Regions from separate parts of the Homo sapiens genome. Here region 2 is linked to region 1. Evidence: chromatin loops called from intact Hi-C (ENCODE). Cell type or tissue: heart left ventricle. All regions are shown on one strand. Links, peaks and the distances in the headings refer to the core of each region. The heading gives the core; the rest is flanking DNA. Region 1 overlaps CEP152 (centrosomal protein 152). Region 2 overlaps FBN1 (fibrillin 1).

The links. Hi-C counts contacts between places; a loop is a spot of excess contacts. Peaks named below come from ENCODE experiments on the same cell type or tissue, not always from the same donor. Only the 100,000 strongest peaks of a DNase experiment are listed, where the experiment ranks them.
Region 2: a loop joins it to region 1, with 2.7 times the contacts of the local background. A loop is called at or near these places in 2 of 110 quality-filtered maps.

The regions. Positions count from the first base shown.
Region 1 is chr15:48,786,973-48,803,044 of GRCh38, reverse strand. It overlaps CEP152 (centrosomal protein 152), which reads left to right. Exons shown (of 27, transcript NM_001194998.2): 3 at 4,994-5,097; 4 at 5,315-5,384; 5 at 5,466-5,744; 6 at 6,885-7,035; 7 at 9,584-9,724; 8 at 11,669-11,808; 9 at 14,044-14,244. Among named protein-coding and RNA genes, the nearest start is that of CEP152, 16 kb to the left of the region's middle. RefSeq lists enhancers at 4,277-4,816, 7,933-8,212. In heart left ventricle, for the core only: no CTCF peak of the experiment used is centred there; no DNase peak of the experiment used is centred there; H3K4me3 peaks cover 1,611 bases; H3K27ac peaks cover 1,509 bases.
Region 2 is chr15:48,438,257-48,448,899 of GRCh38, reverse strand. It overlaps FBN1 (fibrillin 1), which reads left to right. Exons shown (of 66, transcript NM_000138.5): 46 at 7-132; 47 at 2,078-2,194; 48 at 3,396-3,524; 49 at 4,240-4,359; 50 at 7,054-7,179. Among named protein-coding and RNA genes, the nearest start is that of DUT-AS1, 110 kb to the right of the region's middle. In heart left ventricle, for the core only: no CTCF peak of the experiment used is centred there; no DNase peak of the experiment used is centred there.

The DNA.
Region 1 (16,072 bases), core at 4,854-12,853:
AGTCTACCCTGCTAAGGGTTTGTGAGAGCCTGTCTTGGTACATGGTTGGATAGTCCTGATTTTCACTGCCTGGGATGAAAGGCTAGTTGCTAATACAGCATGTTTTTCCAAGCTGTGTTTAATTTTGTTGTTTTGGTGCCAGTTGGGATTTTGTCCACATGGGCCCATATCCCAATGAATACACCATTCCAACCTTCATGCCATCCTAATGAGCAGCTTTACAATTATGATTTTGCTTTTTCCATTTCTATTCTCTCCATTGTTTGTATTGAAGGTCAAAGGGAGAAAGTGCCTTTAACATTCAGAAAAAGGAAAGGATTTAGTAAATACTTTATTCAATATTTAGAGGATATTTAGACCAGTGGATCTCAAGCCAGAGACCATCACAAATATACCCATATTTTGGGAAAAAAAAAAGCAAGAATTTTTTAGAAACGTCCTATAATGTATTTCTAAAGTGCTACAACTCTTAATGGTACATTAGTAAAAGTTGGCCCACTGTGAGTCAAGGCATAAAGGCATAGTAGAGAGGTACATAAACCACAGCTTCTCACAGTGTTTCAACTGAAACTCTCATCTCTTAAAAATAGTCGACAGAGCAGATTAGGGTGTAGATCAGTGAGAGTGATGACATCATAGAGATATGTATCGTCAGTTAATATCAATTAATTGTCACACATTACTTATGTTTCTCCTAACTAACTGGAGGGCATTATTTTCTGATTGTACCACTTGAGAGCTGCTGGTAATACTTGTCCTTCTTGCTAAGAAGGAGATATCATCCAAAGCAAACTTTTCTTTATAAAGCTGTCCCAGAAAATAATTCAGAAGCTCTTGTATTAACTCACTCATAATGTAACAATATGACTTTGCAAAAATGCTTTTCACCTAAGTCTCTATACTTGTGATTGCACAGTTGGATATTACAGAGATATAGTTCTTTTTTTTTTTTTTTGAGATGGAGTCTCGCTCTGTTGCCCATGCTGGAGTGCAATCACGGGATCTTGGCTGACGCTGCCTCCCGGGTTCAAGCGATTCTCCTGCCTCAGCCTCCCAAGTAGCTGGGATTAGAGGCATGCACCACCATGCCTGGCTAATTTTTTTTGTATTTTTAGTAGAGACAGGGTTTTGCCATGTTGGCCAGGCTGGTCTTGAACTCCTGACTTCAGGTGATCCAACTGCCTCGGCCTCCCAAAGTGCTGTGATTACAGGTGTGAGCCACTGCACCCAGCCCCAGATAAAGGTCTTTTTGTAATAGGCATGCTTGTTATAAGCCTCTCAGTTGTTGGTAAAGCCACAGCTTAAACAAGATTGCCATTTTGGACTCTCACAGTCAGCTGGAGTAGACATGTACTTTCTGCAGTGTCACCAGAAGTAGCTCTGTGATTGTTGTTGGTTCCAGATAGTAAAATTATCTATTTATGTGTGTATATATTCTGGAGCTGGTGATTTGGGGCAGAAATACTTGGTAATCTATGATATCAAGATAATATTTGCTGATGATGGATCATTTAGTGTTGACGGGTCATTTAGTGATGACATATTTGAAAATGATCTTGAGTAGAAAGGTAGATGGTTTAGGTAGCAGGTGGCAGATAGAAACTTGCACTTGGCAATACTGACTTGGTTTTTATAGTGGTACTTCTCTAATAGAATAATAAAGCTCCATTGAGCTCAGCATCATGTATTTTAGAGGCAAGGTTTCCATTGCATAGCCTTTCTTCCACTTTTTAACTGCCTTGTTTGATGTAATTGCGGAAGCATTTTGATATTTTGTTTCCACTAGAGGGAGTTGTAAAGCTAGTATTTGTTTACATTTAGCGTGTATCCATGAAAGCATTATTTAATAATTCATATTTGAAAATATCAGAATCTTTTTAGAAGCGTACTAAGAGGTCACCTGTTCAAAGGGAATATGACCGTTAGGTATTCCATTTGCTACCCTTTCTCTTGGGAGAAGATTATTGTATGGTTTGTAACTTGAGGCCTCTTGCCTTCATGAATATTGAGGATTATAGGCTCTGAAGATAATCTGTTTAGTTAATTTAAGTTGAAAATCCTAACAAAAGGTTTACATGTTCTCTGTTTTACATTTGCCCCTGAATGTAGGCTTTTGTATGTTCTACATGGGTTATTGCAAAGTGTTTTGTTAACAAAGTTCTTTGAGTAAAATGCTCTCTTTTTTTTTCTTTTTAAGAAAGAAACATGAAGTAGAAAAGGAGGGGAGTTTATAGAATGATTCTGAATTTATTTCAACTGAAGCCTTAGAGTGGCAAATTATCTTTCTTACAGGGAAGGTATCTGTTAAATTTTTAAACTCGGTTAATACACAGTAATATCCTGTTGAGATTGCTGCTTGCTGCCAAAAAGCAGTCTGATGAATTTTAAATTAATGAGTGGTATTAAATCTTATCACTTATAAGGATTGTTATTTCTGTTCTTGAATCTGTATTTGGAAGTTTGATAGATCTTTAATGAGGAAAATTTATAGTTTCTAAATTTCTGTATTTGGTAACATGCATATCTAGATACGGCAATTTTGTGTTTTATTGCACAAGGTTAGTGACCAAAGGGCAATTTGACAATGTATATGAGGAGGGCACACTTTGATCCTGGGAAATGGAAACACTGGAGGTGGAATTTTGTTCCTGAATGGCCTTATTTAGGAGGACTTCATTTAGCTTTTCTCTGCCCTGAAACTTACAGAAGCCAGGGAATATGACCCAGCTATGCCAAAGAACTTGATGGATAAATTTTTTGAAGATCAATTTTAAAATGTTAGCATATATGTAAAATATCTTGCAAGACTCTGAATACTATAGGGATGATTTTGCTAGTTGATGTTTATGTATGTATCCAGAAGCATTTTGATTAGCTGATTGCTTATACTCAAATTAATTTTTCTCTGTGGATGCCAATTTTGTGGTGTCACAAAGCTACAATAACTGCTGAATTATTATGTAGTTTTTTGTTTTTGTGCGGGGAAAACAATGTACTCTTCAGATGTCCCTGTCAAGGCGCCCCTGAATTTTAAGGCTATGTACTTGAACCTTACTGAAGGTTTACAAGAAAATATTCTTTCTGTTCAGGAGTCTTTACTTAATGTAAGTATAAAAGATTTGTTTTATTTTTCCTTGTGTAACATGTGGGGGTAGTCTTTTTCCTTAAAGCAGTGATGCATAATTCTAGACAACAAGTGGTGCTACTTTTAAAAGACCTCATAGATGCAACTTTTTTCTCTAGTGCATTTGTGTCTTTGTAGAATTGCTTTGCTACCTTTCATTTGAGGCATGTCTTGTACAAATATGTTGATGTGTTCTGTTTTGTTTTTCATGTTGTGTCTTTTGTATTTCTTGTTTTTTATATCTCTCAGTCAACTCTGATATGGCTAATTCTCAAAATGATTTTTCAAGTACCTTGCATGTGGAGATGAGCATTTAATGAGGGTCTTGTGTGTTAATGTTAGCGTTAAAAGATTTAAAGATGAAGATAACTTTTCATTGAAGAAAATATCTTTCTCTTGTTGCATCTTTAGATGACAAATGGATTGAGAAACCCTTTAAAAAAAACCCATCCAGTGAATATGAGAAATAAATATAGAGTGAGGAAGTATTCCCACCCACCTCCAACATACTCTGTTCCCATTCCCAAATTTTATTTCACCAAAGCTCAGTTAAGAATTTGGGGCATTCCTTTCAGACCTTCCATAAAATATATTTATTTAACTTTTACTATACATATTTTGTTTAAGAAACTTTTTTTTTTGGTAATTCTTAATATAATACTCAGATATGTTTTATGGACACATTCCATTTCTTTTGTACTAATGACAGGTAAAGTGGAAAAAAAATGCTATAGACCAGGGAGCATCTCATTTTTTTTTTCCTGAAAGGTTTTACAAAGTATTTAAAGTCTTTAAAATCCACTTGCACAATGTTATGGGGTTTGATTTATGTCCTTTGGAGGGATTTAATCAAGCTGTCAATTAAACTGGTGCTTAGTTTCTTAAAGAGAAGTAATTAGAAACAGTTTCCCTAAAAAGTATTTAGTAACATAATATTTGATCTTCTAATTGTTACATAATTTAAGAAATACATTATATTGGGATTTTTAGGGTAATATTATTATATTGGGTTTTGAAGAAAGACAATAGCAGACAGTTATTGAAATCCTAAATGTTATTGAATTATGTCTAACAGACTAGCTTATTTACTCATCTTTTTATCACATTTGAAATTTGAATGAATTAATTTTGTCTATCTAGTTTATATAATAAGCAGAATGCTAAAACTGATTTTTTTCTAGAAAATAATAGGAGAGAGAAATCAAACATTTAATGTCAGATGTAGTGTCATGCTTTTGCATGTGCTATCTATAGAAAACAGTCTTCCAACTCTTCTTTTACTCAGATGTTGTATGAGAGCAGGGTATTATGTATCTTTTCATCTTTGGAATTAGATGGCTCTCTACTAATTAGTGACTCCCACGGGTTTCTACATTATCAGAGCATTTAAGAGCTTCTAGGCCACCTGCTGCTGCTGCTGTTCTCATCACCTGGCCAGAGTGCATCTGGCTACTCACATTCCCTGTGGGATGCCTAATTGTCAATTCCCCAAGGTCTGATTACTGATAAAACAGGATTCTGAGACTTAGTCTGCCTGCCCTGTGATAACATAATGCATTGATTGTACCATTATTGTGACTTGCTGTGTTTCCATAAAAAAGTTTTTGAATTCTGCTCTATGTGTATTTAAATCTGAGATCTTCGTTAAAAAAAAAAAAAGCCTTCTGATATAAATCCTAAAATTATGCATTCCCTTTTCCCCAAGTGAAATGATGAATATAATTTGTGTGGAACTTAAGAAGTTAATTAAAGGAGGGAATTATGAACTTCTTTGACCTCTACAGTAAAAAACCACTCGTTCCAAGGCAGCTTTGGCTTGGTGTCTTGTGTTTAAGTTGGTATGATATTGATGCAGACCTTTTGACTCAGTTGCAGCAGTTACTCACAGACCTTCCCCATGACATGCTGGATGACGACCTCTCCTCTCCAGAGCTCCAGTATTCGGACTGCAGCGAGGATGGCACAGACGGACAGTAAGCACCTGAAGTCACTTTCACTTGTATATTGCAATTCTATAAGTCTTTTTCTTTTGATGAAGATTAATAATTACATGATTATAAAATTGTAAATTGATTCTTAAAATTTTGGGTGAAGATTGGAAGGAAAAAGGTTAAAATCTTGGGGTTCTTTGTGTTATCTATGTACAAATAAATGATACGCTTTAAATCGAAAGTATTCCTTTTTCTCGAGACCACATCATCCTGAGCAATTGGAGATGAGCTGGAATGAGCAAATGCTGCCCAAATCTCAAAGTGTAAATGTAAGTATCTGGTGTGATGATGACTTTGGTGAGGGTGGGACTGGATCTTCGTGCTTTTGTTTTACTCTTGTTATCTAATAGGGCTATAATGAAATTCAGAGTTTATATGCTGGAGAAAAATGTGGTAATGTCTGGGAAGAAAATAGAAGTAAAACTGAAGACCGACATCCTGTGTACCATCCTGAAGAAGGTGGAGATGAAGGTGGAAGTGGTTATAGTCCTCCAAGTAAATGTGAACAGACTGATTTATATCACCTTCCTGAAAACTTTAGGCCATATACCAATGGTCAGAAGCAGGAATTTAATAACCAAGCAACCAATGTAATTAAATTTTCAGATCCTCAATGGAACCATTTTCAGGTATTGTAAAAACTTGACTTTCAAGAACTTGTGTGTGTGCACACGCATTTGCGTGATGTTTGTGTGTGTTCAGGAAATGTATGTGAGTACAATGGTAAGATGATTTAACCACACGAAGTTCTGAGAGGGCACTTATTCAGGTTCATGGTGAATTAGTCATGGTATTTTCTGTTTACAGTCTAATACAATCATGATCTTAAGTCAGAAGTTTAAAATAGAGGCTCTTTGGACATAGTTGATTAAACATTAAAAGTTAAGTCTGCCAAAGAATAACTATCCTCATTTACTGCTGCTTCTACCACTGCACTGTGCTTCAATGAGAAGCTGTGTTCAGGTCTCTTATTGTAGTTTTTAAAGCAGTAATTCTGTGTAGGTGGCAACATTTAATTTCCTCAGTTTTCTTGCTCACCACCCATAACAAATTTTAGGTTAAACATGTCAAAGCTGATATCTCTATTGTATGGTGATATAACAGTAGACAGGATGAATGTGAAGGAAAAACCAAAAAACCTTGTTTTTCCTGGGGGGGAGTTTAATGAAGTAAGACCTCAGGATATAGTTAGTTGCTTCTTAGAATTTCTCAATGACAGCAAATACCTCAACAGCTAGTCTGTGTCACGCAATGACAGGATGGATTTTTTAGGCTGTTAAGTGGTTATTTTCTCTTAATTCTATCTCCGTAGAATGTTATTATTCATCCCATAAGAGTTACTATTTATTAGATATGAGGCACCGTGGTCCATGTTCATGTTATTGGATATGTGCATTTTTATATTCCCAAGATGTTGGCATAATCTAAATCATTTGTAATAAAATATTTCTATATAGTCTTATTGGAATTCTTGGGTTTTATTTATAAAATTGCCTTCATTGTGTGCTCAAAAGTAGAATTTAGGTGTCTATAAATTATGTATTGCAGACTTTCAATTAATAGTGTTAAATAACAATACGTGCTACTTTTGAGCAGATATATATATGTGTGTGTGTGTGTGTGTGTGTGTGTGTGTGTGTATATATATAAACAACTTTGAACTGTACCAAAAGTAAGTTCTGTAACGTAACATTAATTTAGGTGTCTAATTCAGATAATTTTGGAAGAAAAGGCCAAATCTTAATTGTCAGTTTCATTTGTTATCACAGGGTCCCAGTTGTCAAGGTTTGGAACCGTATAATAAAGTGACATATAAACCTTATCAGTCTTCTGCCCAGAATAATGGCTCACCAGCCCAGGAGATAACAGGAAGTGACACATTCGAAGGCCTGCAACAACAATTTTTAGGAGCTAATGAGAGTAGGTATCAAGTTTATATTTATTTTTTAATACCACATAATTGGGGAAATTTGAATACACAATGAATATTTGAGCACATTCAAGAATTATTATTTTTTAAGTATGACAATAGAATTGTGCTTGATATTTCAAAGAGCCCTTATTTTTAGAGATATATACTAGAGTATTTATGAATAAACTGACATGAAGTCTAGGATTTACTTTAAAATAATAGGCTGTTGAGGGGTAATGTTGGGTGGGAATATAGATGTGGCCAAATTGGCCATGAGTTCATAATTGTTGAATCTGGGAGATGGGTTCGTGGAGATTCATCATATTATTCTCTTTACTTTCTTATATATTTGAAATTTTTCGTAATGAAAAGTTAAAAGACATTTTTCCAACTTTATATTTCAGTCATTCTAGTTTGTTAAGCCTTTTCTCCTTATTTGTATAGTGTTAAGTATCCTCGCCTATCATACAGGATACCTGGACTTATTTGAAATTTAAAAAAATTTTAAAAGACTTTTTATGAACTTTATATATTTTTTTGACTGAAGCCTAATTTGGAAAATGAAACATAGTTTTCAATCTCAGATTTTTGACTATATAGAAGTGTAATTTAATACATCAGCACTATCATCAACTTTTTTCTTTTGATTTTACAGTTTTTAGTCAACTCTGATATAAATTAGTTTATATTCAGAATTACTTAGATATCAGGTTCAGTCATGTGGCATTTGCCAGTTTTTTTTGTATAGTATGTATATAAATATGAGAATGAAAAAAGTGCTTATAGGTACTAGAGAATTCTGAGATGAAATGCTAGTATCAAAAAACAAAAATCCCAAAATATAAACCCGTATAGTGACTGTACTGAATTACTCTTGTCATACTGTCTGGCACACTAAATAGCTTCTAATTATTGTGCATATTGAAGAGCCAGTGTAATTCTAGAGTGTGGCAGCAAGTGTTTTTGTTTTACTTTTTGTTTCCCTTTAATTAGTAGGGGAAAGGTCATACTGGATATTCTGGCTTACCTGGGCTATACCAAAGAGAAAACTGGACTTTTGGGTTGTGACTTCATATTGTTGCTTCCATCGTACACTGGGACGGCAGGGTAGTTACAGGGGGAGGCCCAGAATTCATTTTCCCCTGAAGGAGTCAACAGCAAATATGAGGATGGCCTCTCTTTGTTCTTAAGTTTTTTGTGGAATGAGGAAGTGGACAGTGTATATGACATAACTGGTTTTAGGTTGAGTAAATGAACCTCACAGCAGTGGCCTGACATCTCCTTAGTGTTTACTCTTTCAGTTCCCTTGAAAAGTTGTATTTGTATCTCCTGGTCTTTCTGCATATAAAAACCTTTCCTTACCTTTCTTAACACTCTGCACTTCTTCAAGTTGAGTCAGTTACACATTTGTCTAAATTTGACATTTGGAAGTTAATTAAATAACTTAATGGTAGTGCCAAATTAGTGATTATAGTTTCTTAGCAACAGTAATTTAAAAAATTTGGAGATGGGGCTAGCTCTACTATAAGACCTATGAGGAGTTTGACTTGTATAAACTTTTCAGTCTTTAATTTTCTTTATTTAACCAGATCTCTTTCTAAAAAGAGGACAGAATTATTTAGTTAGCAAGTGGTTAAAACTCAGTAAATGCATTTATTTCTGATTGTAAGCTAACAGAAACATTGTTCTAGTAGTAAGTAGAATATTTATCATTATGTAGTTGAAGCATACCTACCAATCCTTTTTTCCATTTTTTTTCTCTTTTTAAAGTGGTCCCCAAATGACTAATTGTTTCTAAAAGAAGACTTCAAAAATTTTTTTTTAAATTATGTATTCGTGGAGTAGATTTGGAGGTTTGTTATATGGGTATATTAAATAATGCTGGGGTTTGACTTCTAGTGAACCCATCACCCAAATAGTGAACATAGTACCCAATGGATAGTTTTTCAACCCTTCTCCCCTGCTCCCTCCCCAAAATTCTTGATTAATCTATTCACTAGCTAATTAATTCAGTTATGTGCCAGCATCAATATAAATATAATATTTTCCCCACTCCTGCCTAAAATAAAATATTTTGAGGCTGTCTAGAAATTTTCTTTAAAAATGATTTTATAGAAGCTGATGTACTTGTTTTGTTTTTAATTTTCTGACAGCATATTACTTTATTTCATTGCAGTTGTTATATACTGATTTTTAACTGGCTAAAATGGTAGTTAGTGATTCAGGGTTATAACTTAAACCAGTGACTTTCAAACTTTCCTATCAGTGACCCACTGTAAGAACTATATTTTTTTACATTGTGATATGGTGTACAACATGTATCTATATGAACAGGTATATATAAATGAAACAAGTTTCACAAAATAAGACTGTTTCTTACTACATGATGCACTCTGATATATTCTCTCTCTCTTTTTTAATCCTAGTCACAATTCACTGAATTGATTTCATGATGCTCTAAAAGGTTGTAGTCACAGTTTGAAAAACACTGCTTTAAATGACTATAAATTTATATTTTGGTATGTTTTTATCTAATAAATTGTCTTTAATTCCCAGACTCTGCAGAAAATATGCAGATTATTCAACTTCAGGTTCTTAACAAAGCAAAAGAGAGACAACTGGAGAACTTAATTGAAAAGTTAAATGAAAGTGAACGTCAAATTCGATATCTGAATCACCAGCTTGTAATAATAAAAGGTAAGATGCTGGATGCTGTCATTTATGAGGTACACTGAGTTAGATATCTTGTTTCCAATAACCTCAGATTACATACGAAGCTTAGAGAGTAAAAACACTTGGTCAGAGGGCTCATAGTGAGTGAGGCATAGCAAAACAAAACCCAGGATTTCTGAGTGTTGGCCTTGGATTACTTCTCTTTGGAACACGCTGTTTTGGAGACCAGGCATGGTGGCTTACGCCTGTAATCCCAGCACTTTGGGAGGCTGAGGTGGGCGGATCACTTGAGATCAGGAGTTCAAAACCAGCCTGGCCAACATGGTGAAACCCTGTCTCTACTAAAAATACAAAAATTAGCGGGGCATAGTGGCAGGCACCTGTAATCCCATCTACTTGGGAGGCTGAAGCAGGAGAAGGAGAATCACCTGAACCTGCAGGCGGAGGTTGCAGTGAGCCGAGAAAGCGCCATTGCACTTCAGGCTGGGTGACAGAGTGAGACTCTGTCTCAAAAAAAAAAAAAAGACACTCTATTTTGGAGTCCCTATATTTTCCCTTTTCTCACTTAGGCTTTTAGAATCATTGAACATTATTTAACTGTACTGATGGCATTCTGTCCTAAAAAGTTGTTGATTCCTTATGTCTGATTCCTTATGTCATTACTCTGGATGAAGTATTCCAGCTTTCAGAGTGATTTGTGTTTAGTTTGCACTGCAGCGTTTCCTGAGGCTACAAATTAGCATAAACGTTTTAATCCAAATAAGAGTTAGTGATTGTGAAGTGCCATGTCTGGGATAAACACACAGAGTAAATACAGATTCAAATTATAATTGCTTACTCCTTGTGCTTTCTCTAGTTTTGGTCCACGTTGAACTTTCATTTGCAGAATACTTTTGTGATTGAACTCTAGCTCATTTCAAATTTAATTGATGGTAAAAATGTCTCTTTCTGTAATGCTCATAACATTTATTTTGAGAGAAGAACTTGTGAGCTGTTATAGCAAAGTATGTGGGAAGAATTTAACATTAGGTGAATTTAAGAGTTCATTCCAAGTGGGTCGGGCACGGTGGCTCACTCCTGTAATCCCGGCACTTTGGGAGGTCAAGGAGGGCGGGTCACGCGGTCAGGAGATCGAGATCATCCTGGCTAACATGGTGAAACCCCATCTCTACTAAAAATACAAAAAATTAGCTGGGTGTGTGGTGGCGCCAGTAGTCCCAGCTACTCAGGAGGCTGAGGCAGGAGAATGGCGTGAACCTGGGAGGCGGAGCTTGCAGTGAGCCGAGATTGCACCTCTGCCCTCCAGCTTGGCGACAGAGCGAAACTCCGTTTCAAAAAAAAGAGTTCATTGCAAGTATGTGTAGGATAATTAGTCCTCAGATAACTTCTTTGATTAGCAGGGATTTGTCCCCAAAAGGGATGCAATAATAGTTTTAAAGGAAGTAGTTCTGCTTCTCTAAAAAAATTTTTTTGGTATCAGGTTTGTTTTTTTTTTTAATTTTTAATTTTTAATAATTTATTTATTTGGGGCTGGGTGAGGTGGCTCACGCCTGTAATCCCAGCACTTTGGGAGGCCAAGGTGGGTGGATCACTTGAGGTTAGGAGTTCGAGACTAGCCTGGCCAATATAGTGAAACCCCATCTCTACTAAAAATATAAAAATTATCTGGGAGTGGTGGCAGGTGCCTGTAATCCCAGCTACTGGGGAGGCTGAGGTTGTAGTGAGCCAAGATTATACCACTGTACTCCAGCCTGGGCGACGGAGTGAGACGCTGTCTCAAAATAAATAAATAAGTAAGTAAGTAAATTCTTTATTTAGTTTTCTCTAAATCAACTAAAGTTCATTTTTCTGAATTAAATTTAATTCAACAACATTTATATATGATACAGACGTGACATCTGATTGGGATTGTGACATTGGGGTCCCTCTACAGGAACATTATTTATATAAACATTTTTAATACCGTAGATGAAAAGGATGGTTTGACTCTCAGCCTTCGAGAATCACAGAAACTCTTTCAGAATGGAAAAGAAAGAGAGATACAGCTTGAAGCTCAAATAAAAGCACTGGAGACTCAGATACAAGCATTAAAAGTCAATGAAGAACAGGTACCTATTTTAACTTATGTATGGTAAAAAAATTAAAAGTTTAGTTATTTAACAAAACTTTTTGTAGGGTAGGACTAAATTTAGAAGAACTTTGAAGTTATTGACAAAGCATTAGAACTTAAATTTCCTGACTGCAATAGTTTGCTTCAGAATTGGTATCCCGAGAAGCTTTTATTTTTATTTTTCCTGCTGCTTCTCCATTTGGAGAACTGTTTTTTAAACTTGAGTTTAAAGTGGTGACACATTCACATTCTTTGATTAATGAGATAGCCATTTGATTTTTGGAAATAGTCATAAGTCATTGGTAGCTAAGCCTGGTGGTGGTTGATTCATTTTTTGGCAGGGGGCAGGGTTAAAAATGAAAGTGATGGCCGGATGCAGTGGCTCACGCCTGTAATCCCAGCACTTTGGGAAGCCGAGGCGGTCGAATCACCTGAGGTCAGGAGTTTGAGACCAGCCTGGCCAACATTGTGAAACCCCGTCTCTATTAAAAAGTACAAAAATTAGCTGGGCGTGGTGGCAGATGCCTGTAATCCCAGCTACTCTGGAGGCTGAGACAGCAGAATCGCTTGAACCCAGGAGGCGGAGGTTGCAGTGAGCTGAGATTGCTCCATTGCACTCCAGCCTGGGGGACGAGAGCGAGACTTGTCTGAAGAAAAAAAAAATGAAAGTGACTATGAAATAATGAGCTTGGTTTTGAGTGAGACTTGTAGCTAAGTCTGAGGATGGTTTAATGAAAGAGTTTAAACAGTGTTGTCTCATGTCTGGCTTCTCCTCATCCTTCAGGTCTTAGCTAAAAACAATTACCTTTTCAGAGGACTTGCTATTCACTTTATATGTAAGGTAGCCCATAGCTCCATCCTCCAACTCACCTTCATCATGCCATATTCTATTACTCTATAACTATCTGAAATGATCTCATTTGTTTACTTGTTATTTATTGTCTCTTCCCACTAGAAAGTAGTAAGAGCTTAGACCTTTTCTGTTTGGTCATTATGTCCTTAGTGCTTAGAACCCTGCCTGGCACAAATGATCTGTGTCATTCAGTGGATGGATCTCTTAGCCATGAAAGCAGTATTGGAATAAATAGGCAATCTCTGGAATAGAATGAAGAATAATTCTCTTGAAATTTTAATTTTTGTATGTAATGTAGATTATTTTTAACTTTTTGAAAACCAATAGTTATTAGATTAAAAAGTTAAGTTGCCTTTATGTAGTAAAAGGTTATAACTTTGTAATCTTTTTTATGTAAGCAGCAGAATCACCAAGTGTATTAGTTTCCTATTGCTGCTGTAACAGATGACCACAAATTCAGTGGTTTAAAACAATACAAATTTATCTCACAGTTCTGGAGGTCAGAAGTCTGACATGGATCTCACTAGGCTAAAATCAGGGTGTCAACAAGGCTGCATTGCTTTCCGGAGGCTTTAGGGGAGAATCCATTTTCTTGCTATTTCCAACTTCTAGAGGCCACCTGTGTTCCTTAGCTTGTGGCCCATTTCCATCTTCAAAGCCAGCAATGAATGGCTGATTGAGTCTCTCTGGTTCTGACTTTTCTGCCTTAGTTTTTCTCATTTATGGACCCTGTGGTTACATTGGGCCCACCTGGATAATCCAGGCTACTCACCTTATTTTAAGGCAATCTAATTAGCCATATTAATTCCACATACAATCTTAATTTTCCCTTGCCATGTAATATAACTGATTCACAGGTTTTGGGGATTAGGACACGGTCATTTTGGAGGGCTATGATTTTGCCTACAATACCAACTGTGCAGTTACAGCTTTGAAAACTTTGTTTTTAGTAAGTGACCATTGGCAGGTTTCATCAGTCTTTCAAGGAACAGTTGTCATTTTTCTGTGACCTAACAATTGGGTTACCCCACACTTTGGTCATAGAGCAATGCAAACAGCACTGGGGCCATCACGGCATCAGCAGATTCCGTGCCTGATAGCCACATCCATCATGCTGCGCAAAATCCTCTTTCACTCCCCTCAGGTATCTACCAAATGTATTTTCTCAGGGAACATTGTTTCCAACAACTATGGGCCTGGAGGGTCCCAGCTAGGGTTGTTTTAAGGAGCTTGAGCCATGATGAGCGGAGACCCCTTCTCTACTCTCATTAAAACATGCTTGAGTTTTATTTTATAGTAAAAGTAAAAGTTTATAGACAGCACAGAGCTAAAATACTCTGTGTATATTTTAAACATGGATATCCTGTGTGTATTTACTAGATGATCAAGAAGTCCAGAACAACTGAAATGGCTCTGGAAAGCTTGAAGCAGCAGCTGGTGGACCTTCATCATTCTGAATCACTTCAACGAGCTAGAGAACAGCATGAGAGCATTGTTATGGGCCTCACAAAGAAGTACGAAGAGCAAGTATTGTCCTTACAAAAGAATTTGGATGCCACAGTCACCGCACTTAAAGAACAGGTTGGGATGATTTCAAATGAGCAACTGTTATCAACAAGTAAAGCTGGTTATGTTTTGTAACTGATATTTTATGGTTCATCATATAGAAGTCTTGGATGTTTGTAGTAAATGTTAGATTGTGTGTGAGGTGAGTGAAACTTAAAAGCCAGTGATATTGGCTGGACGCAATGGCTCACGCCTGTAATCCCAGTACTTTGGGAGGCCAAGGCAGGCGGATCACCTGAGGTCAGGAGTTCAAGATCAGCCTGGCCAACTTGGTGAAACCCCGTCTCTACTATAAATACAAAAAAAAAAAAAAAATTAGCCGGGCGCAGTGGTGCGTGCCTGTAATCCCAGCTACTCGGGAGGCTGAGGCAGGAGAATTGCTTGAACCCGGGAGGCAGAGGTTGCCGTGAGCTGAGATCGCACCACTGCACTCCACCCTGGGCGACAGAGCGAGACTCCGTCTCCCCAAAAAAAAAAAAAAAAAAAAAAGAAGCCAGTGATATTTTAATCTGAGAATACATCCTAAAGGTATACTTTTGGAAACCCTACTTCTTATACGATTATTAGTACTTTCTCAACTTTCACATTACTTGTCCTTTATTTGTAGGGTATTTGTGTATGTTGTTTATATGGTCCTAGAATAAATCCAGACCAAAACAAATGAGTCTGCCAGCGGCTGGCTAGAACTTGAGAGGTTACCTTGGAAGCTTAACCAGTAGAAAACCTTACTTGAGTCTCCCAGCATTTGGTAATTCACCTGTCAATACAGCAATACAGTCTGTTGAGAAATGATTCTTGGGAAGAGAGTAAATTTTGAGGACAGTATAATTTATAAAATAAGACAGTCTGATCTAGACTTAATGAGATTTGCATCTTGAGCATATTGCACAGTGAATTTTTATTATTTTCACTCAAGGGGGAATAAAATATTGAAAGCTAAATGTGAGTCAGGTGGTGAGTTTGCTTGTGCTCCATAACTCTAGGTAATCACTTGAGTGAATAACATTTCAGAATTTATTTTTCTTAATGTAATTTCAAAATTGATTTAACTTAAGGGAAGGAGAGAAGAAAAATCAGATGTGAGGGTATGGAAAATTTCACCACACTTAAAATTCATGCTGATTTGGGTTATTTCTGACCTATATAGCTGCCTCTAATTTTTCCATGCTTTTAGGTAGAACTATATAAGAGTGCATTACTGGCAATAATTATTTATCATTTTATTTTATTTTTACATGTATTTATGTGTGTTTTTATTATATCTATTTCATTATGTATTTATTTTATATAAAAAAATTGTGAATTTGATCAATGTGGAGGATATATAGGAGTAGGGAAAGATGAAGGCCAGTTACGGTGGCTCATGCCTGTAATCCCAGCACTTCGGGAGGTTGAGGCAGGTGGATCACTTGAGCCCATGAGTTCAAGACTAGCCTGGGCAAAATAGTGAATCCTTGTCTTTACGAAGAAAAAATAACAAATTAGCTGGGCATGGTGGCATGCGCCTGTAGTCCCAGCTACTTGGGAGGCTGAGGTGGGAGGATTGCTTGAGCTCAGGAGGTCGAGGCTGCAGTGAGCCATGATTGCACCACTGCATTCCAGCCTGGGTAACAGAGTGAGACTCTTTTTCCAGAAAAAAAAAAAAAAAAAAACGAAGGCTATACCAAATTATTGAAAAGTCTACTTTATAGAATATTTAAACAGAATTTGAGATGTAGCTTCATAAATTTTTATTTTATTTTATTTTAAAGTTAGTTTTGGCCAAACATAGGGTAACATTGAAGTTAGTTGGACTTGGACAGTAGCCCTTCTTGGATGACTGGAGAAGAGTGGATCCTGGTGG
Region 2 (10,643 bases), core at 1-8,000, 350 kb after region 1:
TTACAGATCGTAATGAATGTCAAGAAATCCCCAATATATGCAGTCATGGGCAGTGCATTGACACAGTTGGAAGCTTTTATTGCCTTTGCCACACTGGTTTTAAAACAAATGATGACCAAACCATGTGCTTGGGTAAGTATGCAATTATTATTATTTTTTTCATATGCTGTTGAAAGCTTCATTTGATTCTAAATATGGATAAAATTTAATACTAAGTCTTTTAGTAGTATTTTTGCTATATACAAAATAAAAACACAGACAGATATGCAGCAGTGATATCCTATTTAATCTTTGGCAATCTGAACATGATAAACCTCTTCCTTTGTTATTCATTTGGCTGTCAGTTTAGAAAAAATTGACTAAGGGGTAAATTGAAAAAGATATTAATACAAAAATATTAATGTTAATAGGCTATTATTCATATGTAATATTGATGTGGATTTTCTTTTGAGTTTTTGAGTGTGAGATGACCATTTTTTTGGAAGGGTTTATAGTGTGTACCAGATTCTCAAAGGCAAATTTATAAATCCTACAAAGGCAAAGAAAAGTTAATCATTTTTCTAGAGGAAAAAGAGCTCAGGATTTTAAATCTCTTTCCTGATTTCTCTATTATCAGGATGCTGATTTAGAATAAACTTCAGTGTGTAATGAATCATTTTCTTCTTTTCCTTCCTTTATTTTTCTACTTTAAAGCAATACCATTAAGTCTTTTTGGGACATTAAGAACATAAATCAGATTCACAGCTGAAAGAACAATTAATATAGTAATGTTTAAGTCCTTGACTTTGGCTATGACTGGGTTCATCCATTTGGGAACATTTCTCATAAAGTTGTATCTTCTCCAGAGTAATGACAAGAGCACTGACAGCCCTACTCATCACTGGGCAGCTAACCTGTGTAAAAGCTATGATGATCCTGCCCAACTTTCTTTCTACATCTCTCATCTGAATTTTCTGGAGCCCCCTAACATAGAACCTTCCCAACCAAAGAACTTCACCAGTTTGGCTAAAAATGAATCAAGGCAAAAATTCTTGATTACTAGCAATGACTCATCTGGGTGTAGTCTTCAACCACAGACACACATTAGAGTCCCTTTGGGTTAGCAATAGCTTCCTGATTCAGGAATCACAGATCATTTATCTTCATGTCCAAAATGTGAAAAGAAAGGGAATCCTAGCTCTAATCATTACATTTTGCTATTCTCCGTTGTTACCTTCCACTCTCTCTCTCTCTCATTTCATCCTTGTCCCTCTTCATGGTGCCTCATTCTTTCAAACCAGCAGTAACAACTTTCTTTCATTAAATTTTTTATTACTTCCTCCTTAATATAATGTGCATCTACTCTTTATAAGAAATATGCTAGCTGCTGTGATGAGATGCAAAGACATATAAGATGTCAGAGTAGCTTTACAAAATCATCAGAGAAAAGTACGGACCAATCAAAAGGCGAATAAGAATGCAAGCATGTATGAAAAGAACAAATTAAGTGCCATCTCTTTGGGGTAGTTTAGAAAAGTGAGAGAAGTCATCATTGGTGGAAGTTGTTCTATGTTTTTATGGGTGTAGGGAAAAAGGAAAAGTTGTCTGAAATGACAGGTGAGCTAGAAAGCTGAGTTATTTTGTTGCTGATTGTGGGGTAATGCCAGGTGAGTCACTGCTTTTTGGTAAACTGGAGTGAGAATCTTGAAGGTTGAAGTTTGCCAAAGGTGGCAACACCTCAAGACCCAGATGCACACAGAGTTTTTTCCATTTTCAAGTGAAAATATTTGAGAAAAGTGGCAAGGGTGGAGAATTCTAGAAGTAAATAGAATAAAATAATTCTTGTTCAGGTCTCATGTCCTTAGCTTGCCTCCTTTCACTGGCCAGCCAAGGAAACCATTTATTCCCAAGATTTAGAGCTTTGCCGCTGCCTGGTATCTTGCAGGGATGACTGCTGCTGGAGCTGATACCAACATCAAGAAGTTCTCAGCCTATGGATGAGGCCTGGTGAACCCTAAAATGCTCTTTAGCCACTGTAACCGTGTAACCACTTTTTCTACTTATAATTATGTTTCTTTATGGCCTTTCTTCCTACTAGACATAAATGAATGTGAAAGAGATGCCTGTGGGAATGGAACTTGCCGGAACACAATTGGTTCCTTCAACTGCCGCTGCAATCATGGTTTCATCCTTTCTCACAACAATGACTGTATAGGTGCGTGTGCAAAATTGTGCATCAGCAAAGGAAGTCAGTTTTATATGTGTTCTTTGTAATTAGCATCATCTCTAGTGTTCCAGCTGTCTTTTAAAAATGTATGCTATCTTATGCATAACAATTGGTTATGGGACTTGTCAAATACAATGTGCTCAACATGAAATATATTACAGAAGTCTCCCCTTATCCGTGAGGGATACATTCTGAGACCCCCAGCAGATGCCTGAAACCACAGATAGTACTGAACCCTCTATATACCATGTTTTTTCCTACACATACATACCTAAAGTTTAATTTATAAATTAGGCATGGTAATAGATTAACATCAATAACTAATAAGAAAATAGAACAATTATAACAGTATACTGTAATAAAAGTTATATGACTGTACTTTCTTGTGCACTGTCTCTCTCTCTCTCAAAATATTTTATTGTACTATACTCACCTATTTTTGGGTAGCAGCTGACCTTGGATAACTGAACCCCCAGAAAGCAAAACCATAGATAAGAGGGAACCACTGTAACTATATCCATTACTTTTATTAAAATGCTTATTAGCAGCTATAATTTTTATGTCTACTTTGCTGTAAATTAAATAAATTTCAAAATAAATGGAATTAGATTAAGCCAAAAAATTTTTAAATATACAAAAGTGATTCTTTGTATAGAAATTATATGATTCAGGACTATGAACCTTCTGGTCTAGATGTTTCATGTAGCCTCTCTTAAATAAATCATTGAATCTACAGAATCTCCTTCTAAAACATACTAGGCAAGAGTAATAAGCCAAATTCTTTAAATTTTATTGTGCTATAGGCTAATTTAAATCTAATTGCAAGAATACAAAGGAATGCCCTTAGCTGAATTGTGTATTAGGATTTTATTTTTTAAATCAAAAAATTTTTAAATCTAAAATTTAAAAATAAAATCTAAAGGAAAATCAAGGAAAAACTGATAGGAAATTTGAATGTAAATTGTCAGTCTCTAATATAATAATGTAATCTTATTGTTAAATGTGTATAGGTGCTTAAAGCCAGTTCTGTTGTTGCAAACTAGATCTTCATTGGCATTTCTTGTTTGGCTAAGCCAGCAAAGGCCACTAAAATTCAGAAAAAGTATTTTTTCTTTTAGAAGTTTTGATTATTGCTGGGATTATGACATCTTTGGAATATATTAAAGGATTGTTGGGGATTTTTCTGCAGATGTTGATGAATGTGCAAGTGGAAATGGGAATCTTTGCAGAAATGGCCAATGCATTAATACAGTGGGGTCTTTCCAGTGCCAGTGCAATGAAGGCTATGAGGTGGCTCCAGATGGGAGGACCTGTGTGGGTAAGTACAGGACTTAGAAAGACCTGGAAAGAATGCTTCCAGAGACCACTCAAGGAATCATGCAGTCTCTGTTCTAATGCTTCTTTCTGGAAACCTGGAGGAAAAGTCAGAGTAGAATTATATTAATCCTCCCTATAAAGGCTTGTTTTTATTTAAGTATATATACACATATATATATGTATATATATATACATATATATATGTGTGTATATATATATGTATATATATATGTGTGTGTGTATATATATATATGTGTATATATATATATAATCACTTTTTCCCTTATTTTAAAAATTAAGCTATTGTACTCACCAAGAATACTCAAACTATTAAACAGTGAAATTGCTAAATTGCTCTGTAAGCAATTGTGATTTCCCTTCTTAAATATTTTTCTTTAAAATACTTTTGTAGTAAGCTCTCATATCTTTTGAGTATCCTTAAAATCTATATACTCACTGACTTTTCACATGCTACAATTTTCTGGAAACATTTAATTTGATGCAGGTAAAATAAAATATGGTTGTTATGCTATACATTTTTGAAAGCTGATAAAGCTTATTTTTATTATTGCTTATTTTTCTCCATGGTGGAATTTTATGAACTTTAATTTGCTTTATGTATTTCTTTGATTCATTCTAGTTTTTTTGAATTTTAATTGTTTGATGGAAGTCATGCCAGTGGGAACCTCTTCCTTATTTTTCCCTTTTCTTTGCAGATATCAATGAATGTCTTCTAGAACCCAGAAAATGTGCACCAGGTACCTGTCAAAACTTGGATGGGTCCTACAGATGCATTTGCCCACCTGGATACAGTCTTCAAAATGAGAAGTGTGAAGGTAGGAAAGCTATCAGTTGTAGCAAATGAGGAGTGTCGGGTGTCCACTGGACTTAGCAGAATGAGAATTTTTGTAATGACGTCTTCATTTTGGAATACTTTATCAGAAACAAATGCAAGGGCATAGGTATGACATGGTCTCATCCTTCTGGCAAGACAAGAAGCACTAATTATCATGCTAATCTCTAATGAAGTTATTTTGTTCTGTGCATATGACTGATCATATGATCCTGACTCTTTTCCACTGTGCTTTCACACATTTGTTAGGAATGCTGTGTCCTACTCCCAGTATTTCCGAACTACATTTTTTAAGTGGCGATTCTTTGCAGCTAAAAATAGCTCCTGATTCCATTTAAAAACTTTAAATGACCACATTCAAGGTTGGATGAATGTGGTTATATCGTTTGTCTATTTTGTTTTTACCTATAGAGCAGTGGAAATGTCTTATTTCAAATAAATTCTCAGCAAATTTTACAGTATTACATTCCTTTTTGTTTGTTTGTTTTTAATGGAGACAGGGTCTTACTCTGTCACCAGGTTGAAGTACAGTGGCACGAGTATAGCTCACTGTAAGCTTGAACTCCTGGGCTCAAGTGATCATCCTGTCTCAGCCTCTGGAGTAGCTGGGACTACAGGCATGTGCCACCATGCCTGGCTGATTTTTTAATTCTTTGTAGAGATGGGGCCTCCCTATGTTGCCAGGCTGGCCTCAAACTCCTGGCCTCAAATGATCCTCCTTCCTCAGCCTCCCAAGGGCCTTCCTTTAACCTCAACAAATATGTCATATCATTAAGTGAAGGACATTAATTGCTAGAATTTCATAAATAAGTAGGGTTGAAAGGATTTTCAAGAAGTCACCTAGTTCACACCCCTGACTTTAAACAGGTCTGCATCTAATCCACAATGAGAATTTTCTCTACTTTTAATATCGTCAATTAGAAATTTTATTATATATCCAATTTAAGTAACAATCAAGTGGTGATATTTAAAATGGAAACACCTTATTGAAATTGTCTAGATGCAAATTTTTTAAGCATGTTATTTTACTTTTATTAAAAATTGGCTTTATTATCAATACATAAGTTCGCTAAATTGAACAGAATATATATAGAAAGAAAAATAACTGCACAGTCAATGAATGTGCCCATTCTACAATATTTGGCCCTATCCTAATAAGTTGGCATGTACAGGCTAATTTCTACCATAATATAAATAGTCATAGTAATAATTAAAAACAACTGAAAACATTTGAGCATTTTCACAAAAGTTAACTTTTATATTAAGAAAAGGTTGGATATAGGGGTGGAAGGAGTGTCAGAATGGAGTAATTCAATCGGCAATAGAAGATCAGATTCATTAATAAACCACAGGGAACATAACACAGGTATAAATGCAACCCAATAACATGGCATGATGGAGAAGCTGATTTTGCGTTGCACAGAAAGAGAATCACTTGGCATTGCACATTTCTAGAATATTTATTGTGTGGTATTTACAATATTAAGTCAAGATAATAAGGTTAATTTCTCAACTTTTCCTTAGTTGGGCCTCTTGAGAATAAAGTTGTATAATGCAAGTACATTTTGGTGTGAGTAGAAACCTTTGCACAAATATAAAAATAAAGAGCCCAGGATACAAGGATATTTTGTGTTTTGTTGAAAAAATAAAAAAGTATTCTCATAAAAGTAGCATGGCTCAGAATTAAGACTTACCACTTTGTTCACTAAAAATTCCTGCTGAAAGTCAGGAGGAAAGATAAGTGAGTTTGTTGGAATAGAGTGGGCATATTTTTCCATAGGTAATCGTATGTTTTATTGACCAACCCAAGCCAATTTTGAAAGTAGAAAAGGGCACTATTAACAATAAAGTCAGGCCAACTGGCATGAGCTGGGGCTCCCCCAGGCAAACTAGGACATATGGTTACTCAAGCCATTCAAACTTCTTATTGGCTACTCTTAACTACCACTGTACAGGAGCTAAGATGTATAATATACTAAAGAAAACATGCCACAATTCTAAGTGTACAGTTTCCTATTGTCTATATGATGAAAGAAAAAGCCTGTACAAGAAAGGTATTTTTGTGTCTTCAGAAAGATTAACCCACAAATCAGGAGCGTCATCTTCTATGATATCGTTAGTTTGCACTTCATAGGATTATACTTATTTTCATGAGTCTTAGTGTTCTTGTAAAATTCACAGTTTTAGGGCTATAGCATAGGGTATTGGGAAAAGTTCTGTGGGTGGTTGGAGGGGAGTAAATTTGGATCAAAGGCCTAGATCTCACATTGAGTGAGTCACTAGCAATGTGCTTAAAGTCTCAGCATTTCTGCTTCCTGAACAATGGTGCAGTGTGACTCTAGAATTTCATGCTTCTTTCCTGGCCTAGGGTACTATGAAATTACTCTGACTTTTCTAGTTAGCCAAGCAACTCAGTCTGGGTAAGAGACGTTTGTCACTGCACCCCTTAGAAGGCAGTTGCACATTCCATTTTTATATCAATAACTGTCAAAACTAATTCTTTTGAAGTCATGACAACCTAGAAGTCCAGTCCACAGTGTTATGGTACAGAAAAATACCTTTATTATTGTAAGAGTTTGGAAACTCAGTTGCCCTTTGTGTGTCCACATTGTGTGTTTGGTACCTGATGATGTCTCCATCGTGTTTTGACTTTGTTTGACTCATGTGATTCTTTTAGATATTGATGAGTGTGTCGAAGAGCCAGAAATTTGTGCCCTGGGCACATGCAGTAACACTGAAGGCAGCTTCAAATGTCTGTGTCCAGAAGGGTTTTCCTTGTCCTCCAGTGGAAGAAGGTGCCAAGGTAAGTGTCTTTGAAGGCTTTGGGCTTTCAATGCTGCATGTTTATTTGTGGTGGTCTTATTTTTCAAACATGGCAAAGCTCTGTTTCTTTGTGAACAGGAAGATGGAGAGTTTTCATTCACCCAGAGGTCTAATGATAACCATATGTCAGAAGGTTCATTTTCACTTTTAAGGTTAAAAACTCATCCATCAAGTTATGGTTGCTTATACAATTGTACTGACACATAAACCTCTCTCCCACTAAGAACACAAATGCTGATAGGCCCATCAGTGGGGAAACACCTTGAGCCACCGAAACAGCAAAGCCTGGGGGAAGTTGAGCTACATATCCCCTACCTCTGAAGAGATAAGCTGAAAAATGTGGGTCCAAAGTTAGACTTGAGACTGAAAAACTGCACATTAACCCATTTGCCCCCACAATATGGTAACCATCCCTTATATCACAAATTCTCCAAGAAAACAAAAATAAATTTAAACTGATCAGGATTCTTGCTGGGCCATTGTTCATTTTTAGGAATAATACTTGTCAACTATTTGAGTAAAGATTTTCAAGGGTTTGCCAATGACTTTCAAATTTTAAACAAAAATCAAAAGGATCCTGAACTTTGGCATAACACAGTATGTACTTAAGTCCCAGAAAACTGTTTAGACTTTTCTAAACAATACAGTTGTGTATGGATATCTACATACACAAACTAGTTTCATGAATTCCGGGGAAGGGAGATGAAACAAACACATGTATTTCTTTTTTTTCCACTTGTAGCTTTTGTTGTTTGGTTGTTACTGTTGTTTTGATGTTGAGTTGGGTTTTTTTTTTTTTTCATGGTTTTTTGGTTTTGCTTCCGTATTACCAAATATGGAAGAGGCACTGGATATCATTTAAGGTTCAAAAAATTGAGTTTGGGGTCCCAGCCCTGCCATATTTAGTCTAGAGCAAGTCATTTAATCTTTTGGAAGCTCAATTTCCTCATTTTAAACAACAATAATATCTGCCCAACCAGCCTTACTGTGACAAAGCTTTGTTAGTTTCTGAGTCCTTTGTAGACTCTTGTTGTTATTCTAATGATCTGATTAACTTTTTACTTTTCAACTAGTTATTTGGGAAGTAAGAAGGAGAGGGTTGAGAGTTCTCCGGTTGATTTCAGCTTGTTGGTAGTTGTCAGTGGTCTGTGTGGATTTCAGGGTGGTGCTTAATTCGAACAGATATTCTGCATGGTACAGACCAGTCAGATAAATTCTAACTCCTACTCCCTTGTTTTTGTGTGCCTTTGGCTTGGCCTGAATTTGGAAAGAAAGCAGTGAGAAACCAGGTGTGAATCTGCCGATGTGGCAGGCCAGAGGAAACTCCTAGGCTATTAATTCAATTTGCACTGGCCCATCACAGAGCAAGCTAACGCTGCAGGAAGAATCAGCCCAGCTGTGAGCAGCCCTGCCACATGCTCAGCTCCAGGAGGCAGAGCCAGAACTGAGGAATGCAAGCAGGGAAAGTGACTTTTGTAGTTCTGATGAAATTTCGAGGTCATTAAGGGCTCTTTGCAGATGGACTGGTAAACAGGCATCCCAGTGAGTCCTGAAGTATGTGGGCAAGCACAGCTCTCTTCCCCAATGCAAGACACCCTTGATTAATAAGCCAATTCTAGAGAATCACCACAAGCTAAAGTAAGTCTCCTACAGAGCACAGATTTTGCTGGAGCCAGGAAATTGAGAGCTGGGTTTTTCTTGTAAGATGACAAATTAGGAGTCAGACTTCTATTGCTCATGAAATGAGAAAATTCCACAGAACCGTGGATAATGTTTTTTAAAAAGCGAATGCCATGGGACTCAGGTGGACAGAGCCTGGCACAAAAGACCACAGGTGTAAATGAGCCACTCCCACTTGCAAAGTTCAACGAAGAGAATTTGCCACTTAGACTGACTCAAGACTTCGTGCATTTGAGTCTCTGTCTAATGCCAAGATTTTTTTTTTTCGGGGTGGAGTGGTGTGGGGGAGATAGAGCTGGGGTCTGGGACGAAGTCAGCTATTAAAGGAAAAGAGAATGAGAATTTTAATACACCAATATTACAACATACATATTTAAAGAAACACTACAAACTGGAAGACAAAGCAGAGTTAAGTTTTCATATATTTGTTGAGACATTTTTGTGAGTAGTCACTGAATTATATCTAAAGGTAGTTGGAGGCATAAATAACAAAAACAAGACTGATAAATACAAAACATTATATGTGACAAAGAACTTGAAGAATAAAAGAGATCAAAAGTGTTCTCCAAGAAACAAGAATTTGTTCAGTCTTGAAGTTTCTCAGCAAAGCAAACATTTGGGTGGCAGAGATGCCGCAGGATTGACTTTTATTGCTCTTGACCTTCAGAAGGATAATTCATTGAAAGGTGCTTGCCAGGTCCTTGCCACAACAGATGGGGAAGTGGAATAGAAATTAGAGAGATGATTTATCTGGATGAGTTGGTAGCCATGAAAGGTTGAGCAGGTTTACTGGGGAGGCTACCTGAATTTGATTTACATAACTTGGTAAATATAATAGATAGATAGATAGAAACTTTAATTCATGAAAACCTTTCCTTTGTTATCTCTGGCAACTCTGTTATTCCTACATTGTCTTCTTTGTCATGAAATAAAAGCTGGTGAGACTGTCTTAACAGAAGTGCTTAGGTGGTTATGATAGTATGGTTCCTGGGATTGAAAAACAGTGATGGAAGTGAATGAAAAAGGCAGAGGTGGTCAGATATAAAGAAAGAAGAATAGTACAATATGGGTATGAAAGCATTTCTTTTAAACCTGCAGATTGTGGCCTCTGTGTAATGAGAGGAGTTTTGGAAGGCTTTAAGAAGTCAAGTTCGAGGGAAAACACAGTCCATACCTCTGGTTGAGCTCACTTTTTGGAGTCAATGTGTTGTATGAGAAATGGAAAAGCCCGTTTCCAAAATTATGTCAAGCAATGTTGGAGAATTTTATAGGAAGTAGATCCCATCTTCTTTGTTGGAGTCATCAAAGCAATAATCAATATTGAAATATATTCTTTCAAAGAAAGACTATTCTGTTCCCACCCACCCACAGCCCTGCCCTCCTCTTCCTTCCCTCTCTGTGTTGAGCTAAACAAGCTTCTTTTAAAAATTTAACATTGACACAGCTCTGCATATGTGTGTGTGTGTAAAATCTACAAAAAGCCCCACTTGCATTTTGTAGCCAGCATCTCCGGGAGTATCTGCTTCAGTGACCAACCCTTGTGTTGTATTTTTGCCCATCTACAAAGTTGCCACTTCTGTATTTGTTCTGTGCCTGTGATCTGGGATTTTATTTTAGTTCCAGAGTTTAGGGGACACAGAATAAACCACAAAGTGTGATATCACAGTAAATATTAGAACTAAGAGGATTCTCTTACTCTAGTGTGCTCATTAAACATGATATTGCAAGCAGAGCTATCAATGAAGGAATCTTGTGAATGATTCC